Linked DNA regions of Homo sapiens: regions 1, 2, 3, 4, 5 and 6 are each linked to region 7. Evidence: chromatin loops called from intact Hi-C (ENCODE). Cell type or tissue: endothelial cell of umbilical vein. All regions are shown on one strand. Region 1 overlaps TES (testin LIM domain protein). Region 2 overlaps COMETT (cytosolic oncogenic antisense to MET transcript). Region 3 has its middle 38 kb from the start of TES. Region 4 overlaps COMETT (cytosolic oncogenic antisense to MET transcript). Region 5 overlaps MET (MET proto-oncogene, receptor tyrosine kinase). Region 6 overlaps MET (MET proto-oncogene, receptor tyrosine kinase). Region 7 holds the start of MET (MET proto-oncogene, receptor tyrosine kinase).

Evidence for each region. A loop is a pair of places that touch in the nucleus more often than their neighbours do. Peaks named below come from ENCODE experiments on the same cell type or tissue, not always from the same donor. Only the 100,000 strongest peaks of a DNase experiment are listed, where the experiment ranks them.
Region 1: a loop joins it to region 7, with 1.9 times the contacts of the local background. A loop is called at or near these places in 3 of 110 quality-filtered maps.
Region 2: a loop joins it to region 7, with 5 times the contacts of the local background. A loop is called at or near these places in 6 of 110 quality-filtered maps.
Region 3: a loop joins it to region 7, with 3 times the contacts of the local background. A loop is called at or near these places in 9 of 110 quality-filtered maps.
Region 4: a loop joins it to region 7, with 8 times the contacts of the local background. A loop is called at or near these places in 43 of 110 quality-filtered maps.
Region 5: a loop joins it to region 7, with 4 times the contacts of the local background. A loop is called at or near these places in 33 of 110 quality-filtered maps.
Region 6: it touches region 7 in a loop (6-fold over the local background); 36 of 110 quality-filtered maps call a loop at or near these places.

Annotation. Positions count from the first base shown.
Region 1 is chr7:116,216,847-116,220,846 of GRCh38, forward strand. All of the region lies in intron 1 of TES (testin LIM domain protein), which reads left to right. Among named protein-coding and RNA genes, the nearest start is that of TES, 8.3 kb to the left of the region's middle. In endothelial cell of umbilical vein, no CTCF peak of the experiment used is centred here; DNase peaks (open chromatin) are centred at 455 and 1,505; H3K27ac peaks cover 2,843 bases.
Region 2 is chr7:116,614,594-116,618,593 of GRCh38, forward strand. All of the region lies in intron 2 of COMETT (cytosolic oncogenic antisense to MET transcript), which reads right to left. Among named protein-coding and RNA genes, the nearest start is that of MET, 56 kb to the right of the region's middle. In endothelial cell of umbilical vein, no CTCF peak of the experiment used is centred here; DNase peaks (open chromatin) are centred at 398 and 2,258; H3K27ac peaks cover 2,235 bases.
Region 3 is chr7:116,170,753-116,174,752 of GRCh38, forward strand. No RefSeq gene overlaps it. Among named protein-coding and RNA genes, the nearest start is that of TES, 38 kb to the right of the region's middle. In endothelial cell of umbilical vein, a CTCF peak has its summit at 2,465 (motif pointing right); a DNase peak (open chromatin) is centred at 2,479.
Region 4 is chr7:116,589,776-116,593,775 of GRCh38, forward strand. All of the region lies in intron 2 of COMETT (cytosolic oncogenic antisense to MET transcript), which reads right to left. Among named protein-coding and RNA genes, the nearest start is that of CAV1, 67 kb to the left of the region's middle. In endothelial cell of umbilical vein, a CTCF peak has its summit at 2,156; DNase peaks (open chromatin) are centred at 1,936, 2,166, 2,876 and 3,816; H3K27ac peaks cover 1,746 bases.
Region 5 is chr7:116,770,664-116,774,663 of GRCh38, forward strand. MET (MET proto-oncogene, receptor tyrosine kinase) reads left to right here. Exons shown (of 21, transcript NM_000245.4): 13 at 835-991; 14 at 1,186-1,326. Among named protein-coding and RNA genes, the nearest start is that of COMETT, 85 kb to the left of the region's middle. RefSeq lists enhancers at 1,607-2,806, 1,961-2,105 and a cis regulatory region at 2,027-2,040. In endothelial cell of umbilical vein, no CTCF peak of the experiment used is centred here; DNase peaks (open chromatin) are centred at 498 and 1,988; H3K27ac peaks cover 1,877 bases.
Region 6 is chr7:116,784,881-116,788,880 of GRCh38, forward strand. All of the region lies in intron 19 of MET (MET proto-oncogene, receptor tyrosine kinase), which reads left to right. Among named protein-coding and RNA genes, the nearest start is that of CAPZA2, 76 kb to the right of the region's middle. In endothelial cell of umbilical vein, a CTCF peak has its summit at 2,065 (motif pointing left); a DNase peak (open chromatin) is centred at 2,061.
Region 7 is chr7:116,670,293-116,674,292 of GRCh38, forward strand. It overlaps MET (MET proto-oncogene, receptor tyrosine kinase), which reads left to right and starts at 1,904. Exons shown (of 21, transcript NM_000245.4): 1 at 1,904-2,285. All of the region lies in intron 1 of COMETT (cytosolic oncogenic antisense to MET transcript), which reads right to left. RefSeq lists silencers at 1,512-1,561, 1,692-1,821, 1,882-2,071. In endothelial cell of umbilical vein, CTCF peaks have their summits at 1,596 and 1,876; DNase peaks (open chromatin) are centred at 1,689, 1,969, 3,099 and 3,359; H3K4me3 peaks cover 2,672 bases; H3K27ac peaks cover 2,511 bases.

The DNA.
Region 1 (4,000 bases), 450 kb before region 7:
CTTACCTTGGTATTTAATTATGGGAAAATGAAAAATAATGGAACATTTATTTTCTTTAAAAGTTATCTCTCTCAAAATAAGGCTGTTAAAATAATTTTAAAAGATTAAAAAAAAACTATATGAGTGCTTTTTTACGTACCATGCACTGTTCTAGACTCTGGGGTTATAGTTGTGAACAAGAATGACACTGAACTTAAGCTTGTATCATAGAATTATGCTATTGCAAGTGTTGATAGAGCAATGTAAATATTGAAAGTAAGCACAACTGGAATTATACCCGTCAGTGAACTCTTGATAGGTTAGCAGTACGCTATGTTTCTAACACAGACAGTGAGCAATTTTGATGGTGATCCCTGGGCTTGATTCTTGGTTTTGCAAACTTTGTAATTAGGGATTCTTATTTCATTTGTCTTAAGTAATAGCAAATGTAAAAGATGGGAAAATGAGAAAGCAGCTTTTATGTATTAGAATGTGAAAAAGATTATGAATGCATAAAGCTATACAAATAGACTTACACCTATAATATACACAAACTATAAGTCTTCTCCCTGCCTACAAATGCCTTACAAAAGAGTCATTCTTGGATTTCCTGTTTGCAGTCATAGCTAATTTTTGTTTGGTAACTACTGCCATGGTAACCAAAATTATGATTTTAAAAGAATTGTTTATTAAATCATTAATATACAGGAAATTATTTTACTTTTTACAAGGTGGTGGTATCCAGAGAAATTATATTATTAATTATGAAATCAACTTTTTCTAGGAGAGGAAGATAAGGAAACAAAAGACTAATCAAAAACATTGCAAAACTGCAGATTTTCAGGATTTTAAAGAAAAATAATTTGGTAATTGATAACTTCACTACTGTTCTTTGAGTAAATATCCATGTTTAAAATTTGCCTCAAGCACTATTAGAGGATTAAATTTAGAGGTTATGCTTTTCAACTGCCCAACTACAATCTTTGACTCTCCTACAAAAGAGCTGCCATTTAGCATGGTTTTGTCAATTTTCAGTTCTAAGTGCCCTGTCTACCTAACATTCTAGTTAGATAATGGGGAATTAGAGCGATAAGGATATGCATGACTATAATTTTCTAAGTATCACTGTATTTATTTTGGTCAAATTCAAAAAAGTAAAAAAGCATAGTTTAGAATTGCCAATTTCTCTGTTCCTTAGTCTGTTAGAATGGTGGGGAGTCGGCTCAGATTTGAGCATGGCTTAAAGTGGGAGAGCGTTATTAGAAGCCAGCCTAGTGGGGATTGCTGAGATCTCATCTGCTGAATGACAGCAAAGTTACTACTCTGTAAATATACTTAATCTGAAATGCTGAATTATCCTCAAACCATGAGTGATTCAGCTTGTGTTTATCATTGTGACATTCTGGCCACTGTGAAAAGCTGTAAACAGGAGTTTCAGGGTGTTCATTGCATAGCTTATCTGAGCAGCGAGCCCAGCAGAAAAGATGGCATTCAGCCCAGCAGAAATGCCTTGATAAGGAGTCCATTAATGCATCTCTAGCCACAATGAACTTTTCCCTTGCTTTGTTTGATGATAAAGTGATATCATGTTTCATTGAAAAATGACCATGTAGATGTTAGGTGGATTTTTGTTTTTATATGACCACAACGTGACAGTCTTAACAGAATGAGTCACAAAGTAAGGATCAAGGATCTGATTTTTCCTTTATGAGATACTGGCCTACAATAAAAATAACTGGGGGTTAAAAAAATTACCCTTTGTTTTTCGTAGAGAATATTAAAAGTGCAGTTTAGATTTAAAACTACAGACTCTAAACTCCATATCTATCAGTATCACCTCTTGAGCAAAATACCGATGTCACCTTTGATAGATTTTTTTTTAAAAAAGGAAGGAAGATGAGTGAGCAAAACAGATGTGTAAGTTAACTACAGTGCTGGATAGAATGACATAAGTGCTATAATACAATTTCTTATCTGGGATGAGGAACCTTTTTATAAACAAAAATTAATCATTGGTTGATATTTTTAAAAACACAATAAAAATTTATTACTTAAAAGACAAATACAGGGCCAATTAAAAAAATTATTAAATGCAAGAGACACAAAATTACTTTAAGTATATAGTAGTTCCTAATTGCCTACTGTCAGTTTCTCTGCCTATCTCATCACAGACTAGTGACTTACACTTTGTGAACTGCCACTTTGAGTAGCACAGCAATAATAGAAATACAAACAACTGTTATGAAGTCTTAGAAGCAGAAGTAACTAACTTTAATTGTGTGGGTTGCGATTATTTTATCAAGGAAACACCTCCTATAGAATAAAGAAGCTTTCATTAGGCAAAGAAAGCATTCCATAAAGAGGAAATAGCATGAACCAAAGGTACCTGGCTGTGAAAAGTCAGTAAAACCACCCTTGACATTTTCAGTTTTGTCTCTTCTAAAATAAAGCTAAAGTAGATGAGCTGCAGTAATTTGTAATTTTTCCACAGTACAGGTTTGAATTAAAGAGGTATGTCACTGAGCTAGTATAAGACCCTAGCCCACAGCTGAAGAGTTTCTGATCTCCCTTAACTGTGATGATTATTTAATACATTGTGTCATCTATTGAGAGAGAGGAGGAAATTTCACAGTAGAGTCTAGCTCATTTAGGCTGGTCTGGACTCTGAGCTGTGGACTGGGACCACAATGTTGCCAGGTTTTCATCCTTCTTAGATCAGTGAAGCCAACAGTAAAGGTCATGCCCAACTGCAGGAGCACCTTTTAAGCCTCTTCTTATGCCAAAGCAGTCACATGTCCAGTTCTGAAGTCAAGGAGAGAAGTCCAGTCTAGCAACTATGAGGCTAGGGCAGGGATATGATGTTGAATACTATTACGTGGGAATGAAGGATTGGGACCATTACTTCAGTCTACCACGTGTGCTATAGAGGGACAGTTGAATGTAGGGGCTTGAGGATACTTTTCTGAAGATCTTTCATGTATCAAGAGTATTCTGAGATGATATTCTGTATGGTATCAGACTACACGTTTCAAAGCAGAGTAGTTTTTGGTCATTCTGAAAAACTGTAGAGGAAAGTTAACTTTGCAGTATCCCTTACTTGATATTTAGGGTTTCCTTTTTTTAATCTGGTCACTCTTCTGTTAGCTTTGAAACATAGGCCTCTCCAAATTCATTCCAGCCGGGTCATGTGACTTCCGTGTTAAACGAAGACATGTAAAACTCATTTCTTTGGGAAATGGCAAGTTGCCTAAGGTTTTGAAGGGGAATTACAAAATATTACCTTTTATATACTGCAACAAATGGAAAATATATTCTGTGAACATTCCAATAATATGTGTTAGACTCTATCTTTGGTAATGGAATAGAAGGTTATCCCAAGATAATTGGCAGAATTTAAAGGTAAAAAGAGGCAAGACAGATTTCAGTGGCCTAACTCCACAGCTCTTTTAAGATGTCCCAGGTAAACCAGTAGTGATGTTATTCATTGTTACTTTCTCATGGACCAGATAAAATTAAGCCAGAGGGTAGGATCATCCTGTGGACCACTGTTGCCCACTTTTCTCTAACAGTTAGGGAATTTAAAGGAAGCAGCGCAGACTTTGACTTTTCCAGACATAGATTTGGATCCCACCTTTGATATTTACTCAGTAATTTGGCAACAGTTGCTCCTTGGTTTCAGAGATCTAATCTGCAAAACATGGATAGTACTTCTTTATTGGATTATTGTGAAATTAAATAAAGTAGTACATGTAAATGTTTAGAACAGTGCCTGACATATAGCAAGTACCTGGTCAGTGTTATTAATGTTCTCTGATCAGTTTTGTTTAGTTAGTTAGACCTTAGTACCAATAAGTAAACATTTTGAGAACCAGAACTGCATTAAAGTTGGGTATCAGCTTTAGAACCCTGGGTTCAGTTTTTGGCCCTGGCGTTTATTAGCTGTGTGAATTTGGGAAAGCTACTTAGCCCTGTAAACCTTAGTATCCTCATCTGAAAATGGGTTTCAACTGTCTACCTCACA
Region 2 (4,000 bases), 56 kb before region 7:
CTTACCTAAACATGTGGCTTAGAGGATCACATTGCCCAGCTTTGATAGCCAAGCAGTGCTAGTGGAATCCTTCTTTCCCAGTCAGTAACCAATAAAGTGGGAAAAGCTGTGCCCCTTGTTCCCTGTCTAAAGGCTGCAGGCGAACAGGCTGCTCATTAACTGCAACCAGGGAGTAACCGAGAGAGTATCTGCCAATTCCGATTTTTCCTTTGTGTCCAGACAGAATTCATTTGTTAGGAGTCTCCTCTGTGACCTTAGAGTTGACTACAGAAAACAATACATTTACATGATGAAGGTAGCGTCAAAGATTTCAGTTTATTAACAACTTGGAAAGACGCTAATTCTGGACCCAGTAAATACACAGATGGTTCATTTAAGGAGGAAATATCTGCAAAGTCATGTTTCCTGGTGTCTGAGACCTACACAATAGACAAGTCAAATGGTTAGCAATCTCAGTAGTGTTTCTTTAATTTGATTTGAATCCTGTACTTTCAATGTTGACTTCTGAGCTTTATCTTGACTTTCTTTGATTGGCACGCCCTTCCCAAGGAGCTGGTTGTCTAGGTGATGAATACTGCATGTCATAATAAAACAAAATACTTTTGAGGTAAACAGTCACTAATGCACTGGCTTTGGAAGTTTAACCTCTCCCCTGATGGAGGGAACGGGCATGAGGATGCCTCCCCCTGGAAATTGTCAAAACAGGGTTCAGTGTCAATTCATCCATGTACTTGCTCATCCTTGACGATCTGCAGTGAATCTACATTATGAAAATATTTTTAGTAAGCTGGATTTTTTAAGAAATAAGAAAAGAACACTACATCATCTCCTGCCAATTGGTATACGGCATGTGTAAATCATTTCTTTACAATTCCTTTCATAACTTATAAAATTCACATTCCAAGAATTTCCTGGAAGGATGTATGCAGTTAGATTTAGGTGGTTATGCCCTTTTCAGTTTCAGCACAGCTTTGAGTCTTGCCCCAACCTGAGACCTGACCCCCAACCCCCGATTATCAGTAATTCCATCTAGTTCGCATAAAGAGTTCTCTCAGTTATTGCTCAGTGACAAGCAGTAGCTTGAGAGAGGTGGGAATAGAGAGCAATATAATAGCCAATCCCTTTGTACTTTTTATGGAAAGTAGTGAAACTGAAGAGAGACAAAAGCCATCTTGAAAGAGTGAAAATGACAACAGGACATCCGTGGCTCATTAGGCTAGCACAGTAGGCTTCCCCATTTGGAGAAATGGGATTTGAAGTCCCAAGAACAAATGAAAGGTAATTGTTTTGAATGCTCATGCTATTATTTATTTATAAGAATCTACACACACATACCACATGCACACACACACATACCTTCACACCTACATGCACACCAGAGAGCTTAGTAAATGAGTATGCTGTGCCCAAGAATGGAAAGGGTAGAAACAGCAGGAGCAGGTTCGTTGGCAGAGCTATACAGCAAAAGACAAATATACCCAGCATACAGTATGTGTGCTTGGCTCAAGTCTGTGCAATTAGTACTTCTATTTACAGCAAACCTCTTGTACCAGCAATTTAAGAGTAAATGACAACTAGTTTGAAATTGTTTGATCAGAATGCAAAATTGAACCAAGGTAGGTTCTAAAGCAGATTAACTAACTCACTTTTTTTCCCCCTCCTGCTAATTGAGAGTACATGTGCTCATTCCTGGCATTGATTTGCTGGCTTCTAATTCAGGATATGAGTTTAAAATATTAATCCACAAACTTCTCATTTTCTTTATTGGTTAATACAACTCATGACAAATTGTACTGCCTAAATTCTTCATCTTAATGCTTCCACTCTGAATTTTTTTCTGATTCTTCCATCTATTTCATATATTTGTCCTTATCACTCCCCTCACAGGCTATATTTTTATTTTTTCCTCTGCTAAATTTTCTTAGAGCAACATTAGTCAGAAAAATGAGAATATGAGTAACAGAGATTAATAGATACCACTCAGAGGACAGAGGCTCAGCACAATGTAAGCTCTGTGCTGAAGAATGGAATCATTGGAAAGAAAAAGAGTTGGGTGCCCAGAGGTTGATGTGGGCTGAGTCCTTCTTTTCTATGAACGTTTCCAAATACCTTATTTGGCAAGCACTGAGTCTTGCATTAGTCAATCCGTTTTCCTTTGGAGTTTGCAATTAATCTAATTTTCCAAAGATGCCAATTTGCCTGTTTGCTGAAGAGAACAATATTGGTGTTACACAGAGGGTAGTTGACCCAAGCAGACACATAATGCCTGATCTTGAAGCCTATTCTTTACAGATAAGGAGATGAACTACACTCTACTCTGTAGAATGACTCACAAAGATGATTGTTCCAGCAGCTAGTGCCATGAAAACCTCTGCATTCCAAAGCCCATTTTGAGAAGTTATTGTTCTTCAAAGAGCCTACTGTTTGCATTACAATGTCATTTACATTACATCAGAAAAAAACTAAAATTCACCTTTGCCAAAAGGAAAGGCAAAATCATTACAGGAAGTTATACTTTCTTATTTCTAAAACAAAAATTGCCCATATGGAGAACCAACCAAAATAAAAATTTCTTGGGAACAAATGTCAACCATTTAAAAGATATATTTGATGTTAACATAACACAGGTATTTTTTAAATGATACCACTTTTTTCACAACAATTTTCCTAATTATTCACACCACTTACAATTCAGAGAAATAAACTCGGAAGTGTTTTGAGACATAAAGAGGGGAGGGAACTTTTTTTTAAAAGACCACCTGTGTGTGAAGTGCTTCACTCAGATCATTTCACTAGACCCTCAGAACAACCCTGTAGGGTCCACAGGATATTCTAACAGGTAAAATACTGAGGCACAGAAAGACTAAATAAATCATCCTGGATCACACAGAAAGTAAGCTGTATATTAAGGGAACATCTGTCCTGAACCATCATAACCTTTCCAGCACAATACATTATATGCTAAGTTTCTTTCTTCCTTTTCTCTCTTCCAAAAGCAAATGTCTTATAACGCAATGACTAGAGAACTCTTCAGGAATATATCACCTAATTTAGTAAAGGTATTCTTATGAATAAATCAAATTCATTTTTAAGAGAATCAAGGATATTTTCTTCTGCTATAAAGTCTTCAAGAAATAATTTTAATGTTTTGTTTAAATTAATATATGCTCTTCTATTTAATGTGCGTGTCCTAATTTGTATTTTAGTATAACAAATTCAAGCACAGCACATCATAATTATGAACAATTCTTCATATGTAAACATAAAGCACACCAGTGACCTACCAGGAGTAGGTAATATTATTCAAGTTGTTTTTCCAGCAGTAGTGATGAATTGGCACCGATTCTTTCTTTCTTCTTTTCTTCCCTGGTTCCCTTGGGGAAAATTGTATGTATTTGCATTTGCCAGAAACTCTATTTAAGATTGAGAGCATAAAAAGTGTCCCAAGTGAAACAGCCCACAAGGGAATTACACCTATGACCTTGGCCTCATTCATATCACGCTCGAACCAACTGAGTTAAGCAGCTGTATTTTCTTAAGTACAAGAACATATTTATTTGGTAAATATGGGAGTTTCGACTTCTCCAAGCCCCTCAGAGACCATTAAGTGGACTTCAGCATTCACTTGTTCAACAGATTCTGATTGAATACTTAAATGCAGACAGTCTAGTACTTAGTGATTTGAGAGCTTAGTGATTTGCATCAAGCAGTACAAGATGTGACTCCTGGTCACCAGGAATTACAAGTTAGTTGATTAAGGGAACAACATACACAAAAGTATAGCCATATGTATTAGGTAAGCCTGGGCCTGGATTCAGAGAAACCTGGCCTTGTATCCTGGCTCTGACACTTACTGGCTATAGGATATCTATCATACGACTTCTTCTTTTAGGTTCTACTTCCTTACATGTAAAACAGAAAGAACCTCAGAAGTAGTCTTGAGACCCAGATGAGAGCCTATTCTTCAAGTTCTTCACATAGTGACTCACATATATTGAGC
Region 3 (4,000 bases), 500 kb before region 7:
TTGAGAACAAACCTGAGAACAATTGAATGGGTGCTCCACTTCACACCTTGGGGAACAGTAGAACAGCAAGAGCAGATAAACAAGTCCCGTCACATGGAGCAGGGTAGTCCTACATCTTCTGCCTGTCTCCTGAGGAACAAGAAATGATACAGAATTGCCCATGTATGGGAGAAGGCAGATAGCATGAGCTTACCTGGGGAGTCTGGATAAGGAGAAAGTTAATTTACATACAGCACAAAGCTTTGGGATCAACTTCCCATGTCAGGGATTGAATGAGAGTCACAGCTATATCTTTGGGCAAGTTCTACTAAGCCAGAAATAGTGAACCAGATGGTGGAGGTGACTTGATCAGATAACAGAGGTGACCAAGTTCCCCAGAGCAATCTCCTCACCATGTCAAGGCCAAGAGAACAGACCACAAATTGTACCACCTAAAGACACATTAAAAGTGGCAGCAGTATGGAGTCCTCAACCATGGCCCCAGTGAACTGCATGTTACACAGTTATGTGTCATCAAAAGACTGATATGCCTTTATATTATCAGAGTGAGATTTGATGCCAAAACATCCAAGCCAAGTTCTGTGGGAGTCGCAGATAGAGACAAAGCACAAAGCAAATTGTTCCCCCTCAGCCTTGCCGTGGGTTTTGTAAGAGGCAGGAGAAGAGAATATGTGAAAGAATGAGCTTAACAAAAGAGACCATTTTAAAACAGAAGAGCATGAGCTACTTAACTGACAATTTTATATCTATTCCACAATCCCCACTGGTAAAGACGGGGGTTTGTAAGCAAAATGATTTCAAAATAAAGAAAATAAACTGGTTACTTTGTTACTTTTTTTTCTTGCACATCTGAATGGTAATGCACATATTTTCACCTCCCATCGCCAATCCTAGGCATTTGCTCTTGGGAAAGGTACCTTAGATCATAAGTCAGCTAATAAAGAGAATGGCAGACCCATGTTCTCATAGTGAAAGGATTAAAAAGAAAGCCCTGCAAGGAGGATCTACGTTCACTGTTTCTTAGAGGGCTGAAGAAGAGCATCAACGTCCACCAGTTCGAATCCCAGAATCTCAGACTCAGGTGGATCCAAGGAGTGATGATCCTTCCTGTGAAAAGCAGTAGAGGTTTTGCAAGGGAAGATAGTAGAGTATTGAATGGAGAATGTTCAGGAATGGAATGTTTGGAGCTGGAGGGCACACAGGGGTTTAAAGGTGAGGACTGGCTGCGCATCTTTGGAAGGTGGAATGGGAGTCATCCATGACGTCCCGTTCTTAGGAAGCCCTACGTTATTTTGGTTCCTTAACTTGTGAGATTTGAGGAAAACTCCAGGTTAACTAGGACTTTAATATGGTCCCTTTTAACCTTGTAATTCCTTTCTAAAATTTCTCTCATCCTAAAATAAAGAGGTCACATATTTTTAGAAAATCAGGTGTGATGCCTTTGTGGAGGATGAAGGATGAAAGTAGACAAGAGGTCTCATGGATCCAATGGAAAAAAGTATGTAATAATATTGGGGCAACCACACCTCAGAATAGGTGAATGGATGAATAGAAATGCCAGAGCATGACCCACAGAGAAACTGGTAATGGAGGGAGATCCTGGAATCTGGAAAATATCCCAGAAAAAATATGTGGATGAGACATTTTACAACCAAACCTTCCTCCAACCCTCACAGGTTACTGAAGGAACAGAACAGAGCTTGTAAACTGCAAGCTACATAGTTATGTGTCTTCAAAATACTAATGTTGTTTGTATTATAAGTGGGATTATGAGTCATTTTGTTTCTTCTGTTTTCTAGAGTTCATGTAGACACATGCTTTCCATCCAATAAATATTTATCAACATTTACAATACACCAGGCATTCTTCATCAGTGAGTAAAAGAGGCAAAAATAAACCCCTGCCTGTACTCTAAAGAAATACAATGTAAAAGCAGACAAAAGCAACTATTAATATTTTTAGCTCAGTGGTCAAATATGCCTCTCTCATGTGTGCACAAATGCATGCACGCAGAGGCACGCACACATGCACACAAACAGAGTGTCTTTCCCGGTTTTCTTAATTTCAACCTGTTTATTTCCCCAGTCTCCCCACTTATTTCTAATTCTTCATTTCACTCATAGGTTTATTAGAATTTCTCAGAGTTCTTTGAGCTAAAAAGCTCAGTAATTATAAGTCATCTGTTGTGCCCCGAAACCTTTATTAAATTTTATTTAGACAAAATTATAGAAAACAATTCAGTATGCTTCAATTAAAATTAGCCAAACTATTTTCTCATACACACTGCATTCCTACTGCCTCAACACACATATACACAACCACATACACCAGTAATATTAAAAGTTAAAAAGTAATTTGCAATTCAAGTATGTTTGTTGAAATAATTACTACAGTTGTATATGAATGTTCAGTGAGGTAAGAGGAAATTGTTTATTACTGAATAATGAAAAAATATTACGCTTGTCCATTGGGTGGCAGCAAAACTCTTCCATACTGTTAAATTCTCAAAGCCTTTGTCTTCAGTGTCTTCATGCTAAATTTGATAGATTATACTACACACAGAGGAAAATCCTCAATTCTTCCCTTTCAGGAAGGGGCTGCAGAAGCAGTGAGATTAGTGCTGCATTGAGTTTAAAGTCTTACTGGGTATAGAAGAAATTATCTTTTGAATTTAAAAAACAACAAATTTTATTATTTTATTCTTCAATTCAATCCAAAAGATTCGTGTCAATTACGTGTCAGTACTATGCTGGAAACTTTCTATTTTCATGAAGTTGGCTCCAGCGGGTAGAACTCTACACGAAAAAATAAACATCTGCAACATCAAAAACACCCGGCTTCAATCTCCATCTTCCCTCTCAACACCCTCCTATCATCTGAGCAAACACTCCTTCTTTCCAAAAAGTTACTACTTGATTGGAAACTTAAGCTAGAAAATCACCATAACACAGCATCAAAATTACTGTTTATCTAAAATTGTATAAGTAAAGCAAGGATATCCACTCCATCCCTAAGGTCAGAATTTTTAAATCCACAAACAAATATTTACTTAACCTGCCTGCTCCACAGGGGCCTTTGACCCTCCCTCCTTTGCTCCCAGAACAAAGAGAGAAAAGAGCAATACAAGTGAAAGGAAGAGAATTAACAGTTGAGTGTCAAGAGATGCTGACTGAAATGAACAGAACAGGGCAAGTATGTTAAAGTGCTTCCCAGGTTTTTTCATACGGCATACATCGAACATGCTATTTGTTTTGATACTTTGAGGTAAATGAATGATACCCTTAGATCTGGAAGTGACCAGCCTAGAGTATCTGGCTGTTCTGGGCCTGGAGACCCTGAAGGCCAAAGAGACAAAGGTATCTGTCCATCTGTTCCACACACATGGCACAACCTCTATGCCCCAGCTCACCTACATGGACATTAGGGTTACATGGGGAACTAAGAGGGCTTTAAAATCACTATTCTCAAGAAGGTCCATAAACTCATCAGTTTAGAGAATCTTCTTCCTCCCATTTTTATTTTATACATTTTATGCTTACAAAATGTACATTTTGGGACAATGTGCCCCTGTGGCTTCCCCAGCTTATCCACATATCCCTCTCCCCACATACTATTCATGTGTTGTCACCCACCAGTTACAGAATCATGGAAGGTGATTTACTTTATATTCACTATGTTTGGGGGAATCTTCTTTGGAACCATTTTGTGCTGGGTCATTGTTTTTAAAATTTTTAATTTAATTTCAAGTTCCAGGATACATGTGCAGGATGTGCATGTTTGTTACATAGGTCAACTTGTGCACCAAACATGGTGGTTTGCTGCACCCATCAACCCATCACCTAGGTATTAAACCCCACGTGCATTAGCTATTTATGCTGATACTCTCCTTTCCCCAACCCTCCCCCAAGAGGTCCCTGTGTATGTTGTTCCCTCCCCGTGTCCATGTGTTCTCATAGTTGAGCTCCCACTTCTAAGTGATAACATGTGGTGTTTGGTTTTC
Region 4 (4,000 bases), 81 kb before region 7:
TATAATACTATTAAACACTTACTTAGGTGACATTTCTACCTGTTTTTCTTCTGGATACATAAGGGTTATCCCTTAATTGGATGGTAGAAAACCATATGGATTTTACATTTTAAAATGTACAAAGTAACTAGTTCTGAATATTTGACGTACATATGGGAGTGATATTCTTTTTTTGCACAGTAATTTGATAATAAGGCAGAAGTTTGGGGGCAGAGTGGGCTTAGGTGTAAAAAAGATAAAATTAATTATAGATATTACACCCAACCTTTATAAATCACATGTCATTTTACTTATTTTAGGCCAGACCTCCCTTCCATGCATATGCATCGTACTAAGAAAGATGCTTTCAACAACAATGTAATAAATTGCTCCCAGTCGCCTTAAGCCTTAAGTCTTAGAGGGGTGTGTGTGTGTGTGTGTGTTAGAGAAGTTGTTTATCAGAAGGAATTAGTCTCTTCAATGAAGGCAACAGAAGAAATCACGACAGAGTATATGCTAATGAAAGAGTTAAATGAGTGGAGTTTATTTTAGCTGCAAGAGCACACAAGAAAACATAGCGAATGATAAATAATTTGGAATTAGTCAACTGGGATGAGGTTTCTATTAAAATCCTTGAATGAGACCATTATCCTTTTAACAAAGAAAAAAAAAAGAAAGTCTGTATTTTAAGAAAGCTAAATTTTTTATTGATACATAATGACCATACATATTTCTGGGGTACATGTGAAACTTTGATAAATGCATACAATGTGTAATGATAAAATCAGGGCAATTGGGATATCTATCACTCAAACACTTATTATTTCTCTGTGTTGGGAATATTCCAAATCTTCTAGCTATTTTGAAATATACAATAAATTATTGTTAACTATAGTCACCCTACTCTGCTATTAAACACTAGAACTTATTCTTCCTATCTAACTATGTTTTGGTACCCATTAACAAGAAAGCTAACTTGTTAAGTTAAATAAAATTTAAGGAAATTGTCTAAGTATTTTATCTTTTTTAGACACCATAACAAATAGGAAATAACATATTTTTATATCTCATGACACTCCTAGCTTTTGTTTAAACCTGAACTCTCAAATACAGAGAATTAGCTTAGAAAAATAACTGCAGGGGTTAGGCTTTGAAATTTATCTTACTAAGCATGACAGCATGTTCTCAATGTTTTGCATGTTTCAATCTTTGTTTGTGAACTAGAAAAAGCATCTTTATTTAAATTCAATTAAACCAGACCTACATAGCTGAAACCCTGAGAGAAAACACAATTATGGAATCAATCCCAAAGCACTTGTATGGTGAATTCAGGCAAAAATGGAAATGGTCAATGTGAAATAACAAGATTAATATACAGCCAATCAGTAAAGAAAGTAAATTAAGTATATTGGTGAATACCACCCCCAAATTCATCAAGAAATTTTCATGTTTCCATACACTATAAATCTATATTATCTAAGACTGCAGCCTCTAGACACATGTGGCTACTTACATTTAAATGAATCTTTCATTAGACAAAATTAAAATTTAGTTCTTCAGTCTCACTAGCTACATTTCAAGTGCTCAGTAGCCACATGTGGCTAGTGGTTAAGGAGTGGACGGCACAGAGCTAGAATATTTTTATGATAACCAAAGCTCCATTAGATGGCGTTACTAAAAATCATCAAAATCTTGTCTCAATTCTTTGTTATAACATGTTTTGAAGGAATTTCACATAGTGAAAGAATAGCCATACACCTCCAAGTAACAACTGTTTCATTTTCTGGTTTATTGGGTGAACATATTCCAAGCTTCAAAATAGAGCTGGCATACATAACTATTGCTTTAAAAAGATAACACACAGGGTTCCAGAATTGGAAAAGACCTAGAGATAAATCATATATTCCATATGTTCCGTCATTCTCATCTTACCACTGAGGGCACACAGACTAAAAGAGGAAAGTAACTTGCCCAAGGTCATAGGAACAGTTGGCCCACAACGATAGGACCCAGCTTCCTGACTTCAGGTCGCATTGCGCATTCTGAACACCAGTAAGTAAGCTACATCTATCCTGAGACTATATGGTAACCTGACTACATCTCTCAAGTTATATGAAGAAACGAAAAGGAATAAAAAACGGAGACTCAATGTACTGTATACTTTATGTGAAATATTTAGCAGTACTCAAAATTAACACTAGGTGTCAGATCATCAGATTTGAAAAGCTAAACCTGATGAACTCGGAGATTTTCTGCTTGATTAAAAATAATCAAATCCATTGCAAATAAATCCATTATTTGATTAGAAATAATTAAATCCATTGCAAAATGGCATGGCATGATAATTTTGATTGACTTGGTCGTCCTCAGGAACTGAAGCTATATAATCAGTTAAGTCCCTGCTTCTGATCTCTTCTGATTTTCTTCTAAGAAGAGAATAATATTTATTTTTCATAAGTCTAAATTAATTTCTGTTAATTATTTGGGGACACTTTTAATTGTTCTCTGCATTTGAGAAGAAGCCAAAATGTTCAATTCTCCTTAACCTCTTAAGTCTCTTAAAGAGACTTAAAGTGGCATTATACTTCATCTTCTGATGTGTGCTTAACATCGCTACTGTGACACAGCTCCAGTACAAATATTAAAAAGTCTTTGCCTTAGATAATTTAAGGAAAGGATGCAAATGAAAGGCAAGAAATAAAGATTTAACCCCTGTATTGTCAAGCAACGTAGCAGGTTGAAGAGGAGGGAGATAAGGGGATGGGTTTAGTCGGAGGAAAGAGCGAATCTGGGGCACTGCTGATCAGGAGACGGGACTGGCTTGAGGGACACACGGCAGAACAGGCTCATAGCCCAAAGCCAGGTCTGGAGCTAAGGGCAGAGTGAAGAGGGAAGCTTGGCAAGAGAAGGGAACAGGAAGGAGTGTGGGCAGAGATAAGGACCGCAATCTAGCCAGCCGTGACTCTGCCCCTCCCTCTGAAGAAGAGAACTTTATAGAAGGGAAATCAGGCGACAAAGTCAAGGAAAGAGGTGATAGATTTAGAAGACCTTGAAGGGAAAATGAATCCATTGTCATTCTGGGGAAAATGGGAAGGGTAAGATTAAAAGAAATCAGAATTCAGAGCACAAGAAGAATTCCCATGAAAATATTACACCAAAATATGTGCCCATGAAATCACGTTCATTTTTAACAGAAAGGGAATTCCACAAGCAGTGACAATTGTCGATTTTGCTTGATAAGTTTTGCAGCAGTCATGGCATTCATGCTCCTATTCTCCAGCTTAGGAACACTGGGGGCCCCTGGAAACATCAGGGTTACCTCAAGATTTTCACACAAGCTGCCTGGACTTACGTTCCGGCTGCCTGACAGCCTCTGTGATCCTCCTATAGCCATTTTCAGGCACTTCACGGAACAGGCCTTGCAGTTCAAAAAAGCAAGTAGACAAAGTGTCCTCTCAGGCAGCCACTTTTTAATCCCCCAACACCCTTTTTTTAGGAACCTATCCAAAAATCTGTGGATCATATAAAGTTTCCTTTTCTTACCTCCTACCCCCGAATACTTTACAACATTCCACCAAATCTTACTCCCTCGGAGCATCAGGTTCCTAGTCTAACCAAGAAAGAAAGGTAATATGCTAATGGAAAGGTCTGGGGTGCCCTTATAACGCATAAACTTCTGGCTTCACCCAGGGCTGGCCTTGCATCTCAACAAGAGAAAACTCACAATTGCTTCAAGAGCATTGACAAAGTGAGGAAACTCACTGTTTCCTATGACCATTTTTTCTTGTATTTAGAGGAATCAGATTTCCAATGTTCTCAAACTGATCCCTCTGGCATTCTATTGAAAAACAATCTCATAAAACTGAGGGAAACCCTGCTGTTTTATGTCTGTATTCCCAAATCTAGGAAAAGGGAAATACCAGTTAAAAGAATACAGTCCCGGCGTGAGCTGAAAGGATTATTTTTCCGGAGGTTTTAAATCCCATGGTGTTACAGGGTGCTGCAGAGGTGCCTCAGAGCC
Region 5 (4,000 bases), 100 kb after region 7:
AATCATACAATATTTGTCTTTTTATGTGTGGCCTATTTTACTTAACATAATGTTTATCCACGTGGATGAACATAAGATTCATCCACGTTGTAGCCTGTGTCGGTACTTCATTCCTTTTTGTGGATGAATAATATTCCATTGTATATATCCCACATTTATCCAAGAGTAAGTGATTTTTAAAGGGTTCCTGAAGTCTTCTGAAGTTATAAAATGGAAAAACACACAAAAATTAGAAAATCAAAGGCTGAATCATGAGATCAGAGTTGGAATTTCAGAAGGACCATAAATCCTAAAAATCATAAAATGTTAGAGCCAGAAGGGACTTCAAAGATTTCTGCTGTGTATCAAAACTGAAGTAAAAATATTCTGAGACTTTATTGTTCCATCATAACAGTACAATTATTTACCTCTTATGGGAAGTCTTCTCTGCCCTCCACCCCACCGTCCAGGACAGAATTAATGTCCCATTGTCTCTGTTGATTACTGTTTAGTCATACTTCTATGGTACATACCACACTGTACTGGAATCATTTATTTATATGTCTGTCTCCCCTTCTATACTTCAGTTCCTGTTTTTTGTACATCTTTTTATCCCTAATACCTAGTTACAAATACAAACAGCTAAGTACCACATAAGTACTTAAGGGATCAGTGTCCCCTAATTATTTGAACACTGGAGCATAATTGAGGAATCTCTTATTATCCTGAAGGCAGTTATGCCATTTGTAGAATGGTAATAACCAGTTGGTATTTGGGACCCAAAGTGCTACAACCTGTGTAGTACAAATATCTATCATGGCTAAATGCTGACTTTTCTTTATTTGTCATTTTTAGTGGAAGCAAGCAATTTCTTCAACCGTCCTTGGAAAAGTAATAGTTCAACCAGATCAGAATTTCACAGGATTGATTGCTGGTGTTGTCTCAATATCAACAGCACTGTTATTACTACTTGGGTTTTTCCTGTGGCTGAAAAAGAGAAAGCAAATTAAAGGTGCATTTTTGTTACTGTTCATTTTTAGAAGTTACCTTAAGAACACAGTCATTACAGTTTAAGATTGTCGTCGATTCTTGTGTGCTGTCTTATATGTAGTCCATAAAACCCATGAGTTCTGGGCACTGGGTCAAAGTCTCCTGGGGCCCATGATAGCCGTCTTTAACAAGCTCTTTCTTTCTCTCTGTTTTAAGATCTGGGCAGTGAATTAGTTCGCTACGATGCAAGAGTACACACTCCTCATTTGGATAGGCTTGTAAGTGCCCGAAGTGTAAGCCCAACTACAGAAATGGTTTCAAATGAATCTGTAGACTACCGAGCTACTTTTCCAGAAGGTATATTTCAGTTTATTGTTCTGAGAAATACCTATACATATACCTCAGTGGGTTGTGACATTGTTGTTTATTTTTGGTTTTGCATTTATATTTTTATAAAAACCTAAAGGAAGTATTTACCTCTGCCAAGTAAGTATTTGACACAAAATTACATGGCTCTTAATTTTAAAAGAACCCATGTATATATTACATTATGATTTTAGAGTCCATAAGCTCTCATTTCACAAAAAGGTTAATTTGAGCAAAAGTAATTTGTTTATCATCTAAGTGCAATAGTAAGAAATTGCGAAGCTCTCTTTTACAATCCAGGAAGAGTTAAGTTACAAAATATACTTATTTAAATGTAAGTTGGAACTGCTACATTTTTTACCTGTTGAAGCCCAAACATTGAAATTATACTGTTAGTAATTCTTCGAAGTGTTTTCAATGAACTGTTAGTACACAGCCTTTTTCCCACCATATTCTAGGACTTGAATGTATTTTGAGACTTAGCCAAGGAAAACCTTCAATTATGCCATGAAAAAAAGGAGGGGTCAATATCATCAGCTTTGTAAAACACTATGCCTAGTAATGTTCAGGTTAATCAGAGTTTTCATGTTGTTTTATTTAAATCTCCTGGTAAAAGCAAAAGGTCTGTATTGTATCAGCTCCATTATCTTTAGAAGTTACAGGATGTGAGTCAAGTACAAGCATTTCCTTGGTTGAATATTTACCATTGGACAAATAAAATGAGTCACAGATCATTGAGGATACTGGAAAAGTTAGAAGTTGCTCATCCAAACAAGTTCAAGAGCAATGAAGCACTTAACATTTTAACATTTTCAACACTTACTACCTCTTATGTTTTGAAGTTTATGTTATTTCTATGGAGATACACATAGTAAACATTGTCTTTGCCCTGATTCCATTCACCTTTAAAAATCCATTCGTTTAACCGTGTGGAAAAATCAAACCTAGTTTATTGTTTTGAAATTTAGATCTATTTAGTATTTTATGTGCACATTTAGTGCATCTATTTAGTATTTTATATGCACATTTCATAGTTCTAATCTGAGATCATTAAAATTTACAAATTTTCTTTGAAAAAAAAACTTACCTAATCTTCTTTGAACCTCCTTACTCACCAAAGCTCTGTCATCATTGCTAAGAAGGTTGAGTTTCACACTCTTTTCTCCATTGAGCCTGCTCCTTGGAGACATGAAAAGAAAACAGGTAAAAGAGGGTCATTTAGAGAGAATGAGAAAATAGGTGCACAGCCAAAACCTAATGAAGAGGCAACTGCAGAGCTTTCCTCTCTACATCTGGTGGGGACAGCATTCTCATCAGACTTTTTCACGGAGACCTAGAGTGCTATGTGGTGTGACATCAGGGTGGCACACTGATGGTTTCAATTGGTTTCTGCACATGTTGGAATTTAGCTGAAGAGTCACGTTTTCATGCCAAAGGGCTTTTATCCATGTCTCACCAAGGATTTCCCTCAATCTGTGCACCCTTAAGCATTTAGAGCCCTGATCTCCAGATGCAAAGGCTTTAGGAAGTGAGAATGAAAGACCTGAGTTTAGAGAGGCTGATTGGCATTCCCAATCCCCTGGGGAAGGTTTAGAGACCCTGACTCCTTGGAATTAAGGGAGCAAGTACCCAGCTAGGCTCCTTCCTTCCTCACTCACCCAACATTTCAGGTACTTCACTGATGTTCCACATCCTTCTTTAAAGGTTGCTCTTGTCTTTTTTCTGGCTAGTGTCTACTATAACTGTAATTGATGCCCAACGCTTTTCTGGAACCACTTTTGGCCAAGTTCATTTATTATTAATCAAACTGTCCACTGTAGAAAATACTAAAAATGCTCAAGTGGGATTAGGAATAGTCAAGGTACTAACAGCATTCTTTTTATGCCCTTCTCTCAGATTCTGATTCTCCTGCTTATTTGCAAACAAATGATACATTTTGGTGCTAATGAGGAACCCCCACATAACCTTCTCCCTGTGTTACATACTAATACATTTCAATACTATGCCTAGTTTATCTTCATGTCAGTTGCTGTGGCTATGATGCCCCCTCCTTGATATGTGTGAATTCCCAGTGGAAAGAGAAAGGGAAAGTGGAAATGCCCTATTTGGCATTAAGAAATTGACTATCAGCACCATTTCTTCCCCTGAAATAAAAAAAAAAATTCTCCTTGCAAAAGGGAACTTTGCCTGAGGTTCTTACAGAGCTTTGGTTATAAAGATCAACTTATAAAGAATGCTTACCCCTTTCATAGTGTCCTTAACTAAACAACAAGGATGGTCCACTAACCGAGATCTAACCTGCCTTCTCTAAACAACAGTAACACTAAATCCAGTGCCATCACTGCACAGTGGAGAATTTACCACTAATGTGAAAAGCTTTCAGTTTTGGGAATATAGCCATTATTTATTTCTAATCATATGTGTATTTTTCCCTTGGCCAGGAATCCATAGGTTTTGCACAATAGTAATTAATTCCATTAACAAATAGTAGTGTCTCAAAAGGCATCTTTTTCATTTTCTTATATTTGAGCTGGATTTTTGTGAGACGAGGCAATTGCTCAACTACCTTTGCTGCTACCACTGCTTCCATTCTTAAGGACATAGTATATTCAAAAATAAACCATAAGCATGGCTTTTTGCTATTGATAAAGAGAGAAATGTCTAA
Region 6 (4,000 bases), 110 kb after region 7:
TGCCTATGAGCCTGTAAAATAAAAAAACAAGTTAGTTGCTTACAAGATACAACGGGGGTACAGGCATTGGGTGAATGCTCCCATTCCAAACGGGAGAAATTGGCCAAAGCAAAGGGGCTCCAGGCCCTACACAAGTCCGAGGCCCTATGCAAGTCCAAAACCCAGCAAGGCAGTTATTAAATCTTAAAGCTCCAAAATAATTTTTTTGACTCCATGTCTCATATCCAGGGCACGCTGATGCAAGGGATGGGCTCCCAAGGCCTTGGGCAGCTCTGCTCCTGTGGCTCTACAGGGCTCAGCCCCATGGCTGCTTTCATCGGCTGGCATTGAGTGCCTGCAGCTTTTCCAGGCACACGGTGCAAACTGTCAGTGGATCTACCTTTCTGGGGTCTAGAGGATGGTGGCCCTCTTCTCACAGCCCCACCTGGCAAAGCCCCAGCACTAAGGGGAGGTCTCAGGGAGCTTTTTACCCATGGCAGAAGGCAAAGCAGGAGCAGGCATCTTGCATGGCAGGAGCAGGACCAAGTGGGGGGAGGGGGAGCATCTTATATGGCAGGAGCAGGACCAAGGTGGTGACAAGCTTTCACCAAGGGGAGAGGTGCCACACACTTTTAAACAACCAGATCTCCGTAGAATTCTATCACGAGAACAGCACCAAAGGGAGAAATCTACCTCCATGATGCAGTCACCTCCCACCAGGCCTCAGCTCCCACACTGGGGATTATAATTCAACATGAGATTTGAATGGGGACACAAATCCAAACCATATCAATCATTCTCCAAGACAACTTGAAAGGAGTAGAAGCAGGAAGATGAAGTGAGAAGTGGAACTTGAAATAAGACACAATGAGAATGGAAAGGAAGAGATGAAAGGAGGAGCATCTCAGAGGTAGAATCAGAAGTATTTACCAAGGAATTGATAAAAAGTCAAAGATTAGCAAAGATATATGCTCATGCAATAACACATATATGAAGCACAGAAGCAAAAGCTGGACTCAGAACAAAAATAGCAAGTTGAGCCTTAAACACACTGAGTTTGCCTTGGGAGTAGAATGTCCAGGCAGAGAAGTCCATCAGGCAATTGAAAATGTGAATCTGCAACTTGTAAAAAATGTATTATTCAGCCTGGGCTGTCATACAATAGACCACAGACTGGTTGGCTTAAACAACAAAAATGTATTTCTAACCATTCTGAAGGCTAGAAGTCCAAGATCAGGATGTCAGCATGGTTGGGCTCTATTGAGGGCTCTCTTCCTGGCCTATAGATGGCCACCTTCTTGCTGTGTCCTCACATGGCTAAAAGAATAAGAGTCAGTTCTCCAGTATCTCTTCTTAGAAGGGCACTAATCCCAGCATGAATGCCCACCCTCATGACCTTGTCTAAACTGAATTACCTCTAAATGGCCCCATCATTAAACATTGTCACAGTGGGGCTTAGAGCTTCAACATATGAATTTCCGGGGAACACAATTCAGTCCATAGCAGGGGTCAAGGCTGGGAATATGCTTTTGAGAGTCCAAAAGCAATTATTCAGTAGTCCAAAAGCAATTATTCAACTACATATATAAAGTGAAAGAGAAAAGCAGTGAGGTAAGGGACCCAGAAGCAAAGACCACCATGAAAGTCAGAGTAAGAGAAAGTTTCAAGGAGAAATTGGATGCTCAACAGAGTCCACTGCTACTCAGTACACCAGAAGGGTCTTGGAAGCTGAGTAACTTGAGTGATTTGGAGGTCTAGAGTGTGCTTAGGAGCACAGGTGTTGAATGGAATGGAGAGTACACTTATTCTATTCACATGTTGTAAGTCAGAGGACTGTGATGTCTGAAGATAGAGAAACATTTGATGTTTCAGTCCTTAAGGATGACAACTAAAAAAGGAAAATGTGCAAACAAAGTAGTCAGAAAATAATGTTCATGGGGGACATGCACTTGAAGAGAAAGGGTTGGTAGCTTTTGAGAGATGATGGGTCAGAGATCTGAGTGTGGCATGGGAAGCAAGAAGTCATCTCATCCACCTCTCTGTGAATCAGCAAGAGGGAGAGGTGTGACCCCTATTGGCAAGAGTTGCAAAGAAATTGTGACTTCAACTGAAAGCTGAGTTTCAGTTCCTGTGAGGAGGTAGGGGAACTATTAGAGAATAAGACGAGGTGACTGGGAGTTTGTTTTCAATGAGTAAGTAGGTCATAGGTCATGGTGGAGGACCAGGACTTCAGCATGCATGAGATTGGTAAGAGAAAGTGATAGTGCCATGTAGAGCTTAATGCCTGGGATTTTGATCCTGAAAGATTCTGAAAGAGGTGAAAGAAGTGGGTGCTAGAGAGGGAGACTGGGGACATGTTAGTGACAGTGGCAGGTGAAGGCAAAAGATAGGGAGAATTAACCCATCCTCCAAGAACATACTGTTCATTCAGACTTGAGGGTTAGTCTGCCATTAAGAAGCCAGAGCCAACCCTTACAACTCAATAATAAGACTGTCTTAGTCGTTTTGTGCTGCTATAACACAATACCACAAATTGGGGGATTTATAATGAACAGAAATGTATTTGGCCCACAGTTCTGGAGGCCAGGAAGTCCAAGATCAAGGGGCCACATGTGCTGAAGGTCTTCTTGCTGTGTCATAACATGGTGGAAGGCATCACATGGGTGTGAGAGAGTGCAAGAGAGAGCAAGAGGTGAACAGATTCTCTAACAAACCCCCTTCCACAATAATGAACTGACTCCCAAGATAATGACATTAATTCACCCATGAGAGTAGAGCCTCATGACCTAATTACCTCTTAAAGATCCCTCCTCTGAACACTGTTGCATTGGGAGGGGATTAAGTGTCCAACACATGAACTTTGGGGGACACATTCAAACCATAGCAAAGGCAATATTACTCAATTTTTTTAAGTAAGCAGAAGATTTGAATAGACATTTTACCAAAGAGACGTAAGAATAGCTAGCTAATGAGCACATGAAATGAAACATATGCCCACATGAAGATTTGTACATGAATGATCACAGTAGTTTTCTTCATAATAGCCAAAAACCAGAAGCAATCTTAATGTCCATCAACGGGTGAATGGATAAAAAAAAAATGTGGTGTGTCCATACAATGGACTAAACCATTCATCAACATAAAGGAATTACTGATGCCTACTACAGCATGATAAACCTCAGAAACATTATGTTAAGTGAAAAAAAGGCAGATAAAAAAATTACATGTTGAATGGTTCCATTTATATGAAATTTCTAGAAAGAGGCAGAACTACAGAGTCAGAAAACAAATCAGTGGTTGCCTGGGGCCAAGAGAAGGAGTGAAGATAAACCACAAATGGACATGAGGGAATTTTCTGGAATGTTGAGATGATCTAAAACTGGACTGTGATGATATGATAGCTGCACGTCTATATAAATTTACTAAACATCATTTAATCACTTTAATTTACTAAACATCACCAATCACTTAAAATTGGTGAGTTTTATGATCTATAAATTATACCTCAACAAAGCTGATTTATAAAAAAAGAGCCTGATGAAATTTTGGATGTTTAGGGCAAGTGTTGGGATTCTAAGCTTCTTGACAGCCACATACATGCAACAATACCCCCACCTCCCCAACAAACACACACAGACAGCACAGAGGCCAAGGCTTCCACCATAGCCACAGTCACTCAGATACTTGACTGGAAATGTACATAGATTTCTGCAGATAGGATGGTGCTATTTCTTTCTCACTCTCATCGAAAGACACTATTTTGTGCTACATAAAGGCTGAACCTGAATAATCTGTACATAATGCTGCTTTGGGAAATGGTTACTGATTGCATGGATAAATTTGCACAGTGTTTTACTTCCAGGACAGCGCAATCTTGAATGTTGACATGGAACATTTCCAAAAGCATGCAATGAGCTATGTGTATGTTGAAACCTGCGACCAAAAACTTGCCTGCTTGTAGATTGGGTTTTCTTTCTAGAAAATGCCCAAATGGAGTTTGGCTAAAATCTGAATACTCTTT
Region 7 (4,000 bases):
CAGTTGATAAATGAAATGATGATTTTCAATACAGTTTCAAAACTGGATTGAAATTTTGTTAGTTATTAGAAACTAGAAAGTTTCAGTGCTGAAAATACACAACGGGTTGTTTGTATTTATCATCTATTTTATTTTCCAGTTTGCATTGGCTTTTCTGGGTCTTTCTACAACTTTAATTGTAAATTTTTTCTTTTATATTTTTATCATGGCACTCAAACTCAGAAAACCTGTTAAGGCAACTACATAATGTGATCTAAAAATCCAGTTAACATATTGCTATGGAAACCAGGAAATAGAAACAGCACTCTAATCATTCCTTTAGACAACTATGGCTCTGTGTGTGTGTGTGTGTGTGTGTGTGTGTGTGTGTAAAACTTTTTAAATTCATTAATTTATTCATCTTTTATTGAAAGCTGTTACTGAACCCAAAATCTGTAATTGATCTGTCCATAAATAGGCCCAGTGCCTTATTACCAGTAAATTAGTGTTTTTTAATGAGCTATAGTCATTGATAAATTATGCCATGCCGTATCAGGAAATCTCCAGTCAGGCCGCGTTGTTTATTTAGCCTGCTGAGGCCTCTTGGTATGGTGTGAAGGACACCTGACTGGGCTGAAAGCTAAGTTCTAACTTTGCCCCTCTTACTAACCAGCTATGTGACTCTCCTGGGAACTTTTAGGGACTCAGTTTCTTTACCTGCAAAATGGTTCAATGCAAGACTTTAGTAACGTAATGGGAACTTTCCTTTTCCATAAAACTGGGGAATCAAGAGGTAATCTCTTTTGAGGACTGAAATCACTCTTATGTAACCTCTGGTTACATTATCATTTCCAAGTGCCTGGCACTTGGGAAATGATAACTATTCTTACTACATTTTTCTATGTTTCATTCTGTAGTAAATAAGAACTGAACCTGCATAGTAACTGTTATTTTAACCCATGACTTTCAATAACGAAGATATCTATGTCTCATTATCTATTGCCATGATTGAACAAGTTGGTATGAGAGCCGGAACGAACTCAAGTTCTAACCGGCAATGCCCGTTCCTTAGATCCTATTACCTTTGAGTGTTCATTTACTCTTGTAGGTGCCAATTTTTATAGCGAAATACAAAGTTATCCCAACACAATTACTCCTAATAGAGTTCACCGAGGCCCCAAAAGCTCTTTTTTAAAAATCATCATAAGATTTCAACATTCAAGAATTAAACTTTTGTTCTGTTGTGCTTATTCATCGCTATTTGCCCAGTTATTTAATCAGCCTGCTTCCGGCTATGGAAAAAAAAAAAAAGAAAAAAAGAAATGGAAGTCTCCTCAGGGTTAAACTCCTCTGTTGTTCTTCCTTGCAGAAATTTGAGTTATTATAGTAGAGGATAATCGTTGCATAATGAAATCATTGGGACAATTCGTCCATCCACTTCTACCTCCGCCTCTAACAATGAACTCCTTGTTTCTGCGGTGCCCAAATCTCTCTAAACCCGGGTGGGCGCGGGGCGGTTAGCGGAGACGTGGGAGAGGCCGAGAGCAAAGCTCGCGCCCTTCCCGGGGTCAGCGAGCGGGGTGCCAGGAGGGTGCGCGCCCTGCATCTGAGCCCGGGGTGACACTCGCCTCCCAAGCGCCAGGAGGGGGAGACTCGGTCCCGCTTATCTCCGGCTGTGCTAACTTCAGACTGCCTGAGCTGGGGGAGGAGAGCGCGCAGCCAGGGCGAGAAAACTTCTCCACCTAGAAAGTTTCACCTTGTCGTGGGCGGGGCAGAGGCGGGAGGAAACGCGACCCCCGCGGGGCCAGGCGCGGCGCGGACGGCAGGAAGGGCGGGGGCCGATTTCCCTCTGGGTGGTGCCAGTCCCCACCTCAGCGGTCCTCGGAACCCGCGGACTAGGGGACGGACAGCACGCGAGGCAGACAGACACGTGCTGGGGCGGGCAGGCGAGCGCCTCAGTCTGGTCGCCTGGCGGTGCCTCCGGCCCCAACGCGCCCGGGCCGCCGCGGGCCGCGCGCGCCGATGCCCGGCTGAGTCACTGGCAGGGCAGCGCGCGTGTGGGAAGGGGCGGAGGGAGTGCGGCCGGCGGGCGGGCGGGGCGCTGGGCTCAGCCCGGCCGCAGGTGACCCGGAGGCCCTCGCCGCCCGCGGCGCCCCGAGCGCTTTGTGAGCAGATGCGGAGCCGAGTGGAGGGCGCGAGCCAGATGCGGGGCGACAGCTGACTTGCTGAGAGGAGGCGGGGAGGCGCGGAGCGCGCGTGTGGTCCTTGCGCCGCTGACTTCTCCACTGGTTCCTGGGCACCGAAAGGTAAAATTGCAGCCCCTTTCAGATCCAGTACCCAATCCCTCGCCTCAGGGGTTCTGCTTTCTTTGTTCCCCTAAGAGACCTGACTGCTGTTCCAGGGGGCAAAACCACGTAGGTGGGCTAGAGTTTAGGGGCTTCGGAAACTGAAGAGACGTGGCCACGGCGAGGACGAAACTAGAATGGGGCTTGTCTTTTTAGGGGGTTGCTTCTGATGGCCACCTGTATGACTTAGGAGGGAGAGGGGCGCTGGGACAGTGGGTGATGTGTGACTGTTACGGCCCAGCAAGTTTTAAAGCTGGGATCTGACTCAGCCCTTACAAAAGGGATCCGGTCATCCTCGTCCCACCGTGATGCAGCTGGCAAGGTTTGAGCCGAGCTGTTTCCTTGTTCCCAGCCTTGCTTTATCTGTGTTATGTTGGGGTCCTTCCAAGGGGCAGGTGTTTCTGTGAAAGTCTGAATTCATTTCTGGCAATCACGCGGGGCTTGTGATCCATCAATTTTCCATCGTACCTTATCTCTTTCTGGGGCTTGTGGTGGACATCTATCTTATTAGGTGAAATAGATTATAACCAGAGGCTGAGCGATGTGGCCAGTCGTAGTGCTGACCCGATAATTAAAGCACCAGTGAAAGTACTTTCCCTGACTATTGTCAATGCAGAATTTACTCCGAAGTACGGTTTCCCATTCATATCTTTCATGTTTTAAAAGAGCCATTTGCTAATTTGGCAGTTGGAGAGGGCTCCAATGGCTCACGCATGAATAGTTGCCCAGTGTATTTTACCTTATCACAGTTTTATGTTCAAAGGAGCCCTCGGGCAGAATGAAATATTGTCAACTCTCTTAGGCAAAATAATCAAGATACTTTAATTGCTATGTTAAGATGGTCCATGAATGTGAGAGGATTGTAAGAACTGACGTTGGAGGCAATATAGACTATCTGGACCCTCTCTTGAATTTTAAGAAGACTGTTCACATTCTGTAGCTTTGGGTGGGGGTTTATTCTGTCGCTTTCATCAGCCAGACACATGCACATTGCCATGCAAATGGATTCAGAAAAACATTATATTCCCTTACAGCTAAACTATTATAGCTGACTAATGAATTTTTTCTGCATGAAGATGATCTGAAAATGATGTACATCATGTTTCTCTGTGCTACAGGGACATAAATTGCATTTTTATGTAAACAGTGTAAGTGGTGCTTGGATTATTTACAGGTACATAGCTTTCCTTCCTTGATCTAAGCTAATTGAGCTTTGTTTTGAACGTGTAAACTTCCATAATGGAACATAAGTGAGGTACTTTGGTTCCTATCATTTGCAAGTCTGTGGTGTATTCAATGTTCATTCTTTTTGAACTGCTGAATAACAGAGGGAAAATTTACATCATTCATAAGAAATTTTGGTAGTACAAAAATGTGTCTGATAGCCTATAAAATGTACTGCTGTTTTAAAAATTCTATTCCGTTTTCAAACTTAATGGTGTATAAGCTATAGTTATTAACTTAAATATATTTTGCTTTTAACATGATGGAATTTGTGGCATATAGAAGACAGTCTGCCGACTACTGCTTTTTCAAAATTGCTTTGTTCTTGATACATGGCAGTAGGGGTTTACATTAGATGTATACTACATGCTTTCAAAATTAGTTGATGGAGTTTATCTTCATGATAAAAAATGTACCAGATTAATCATAGCCAGTCAATACGAAAGCTCATA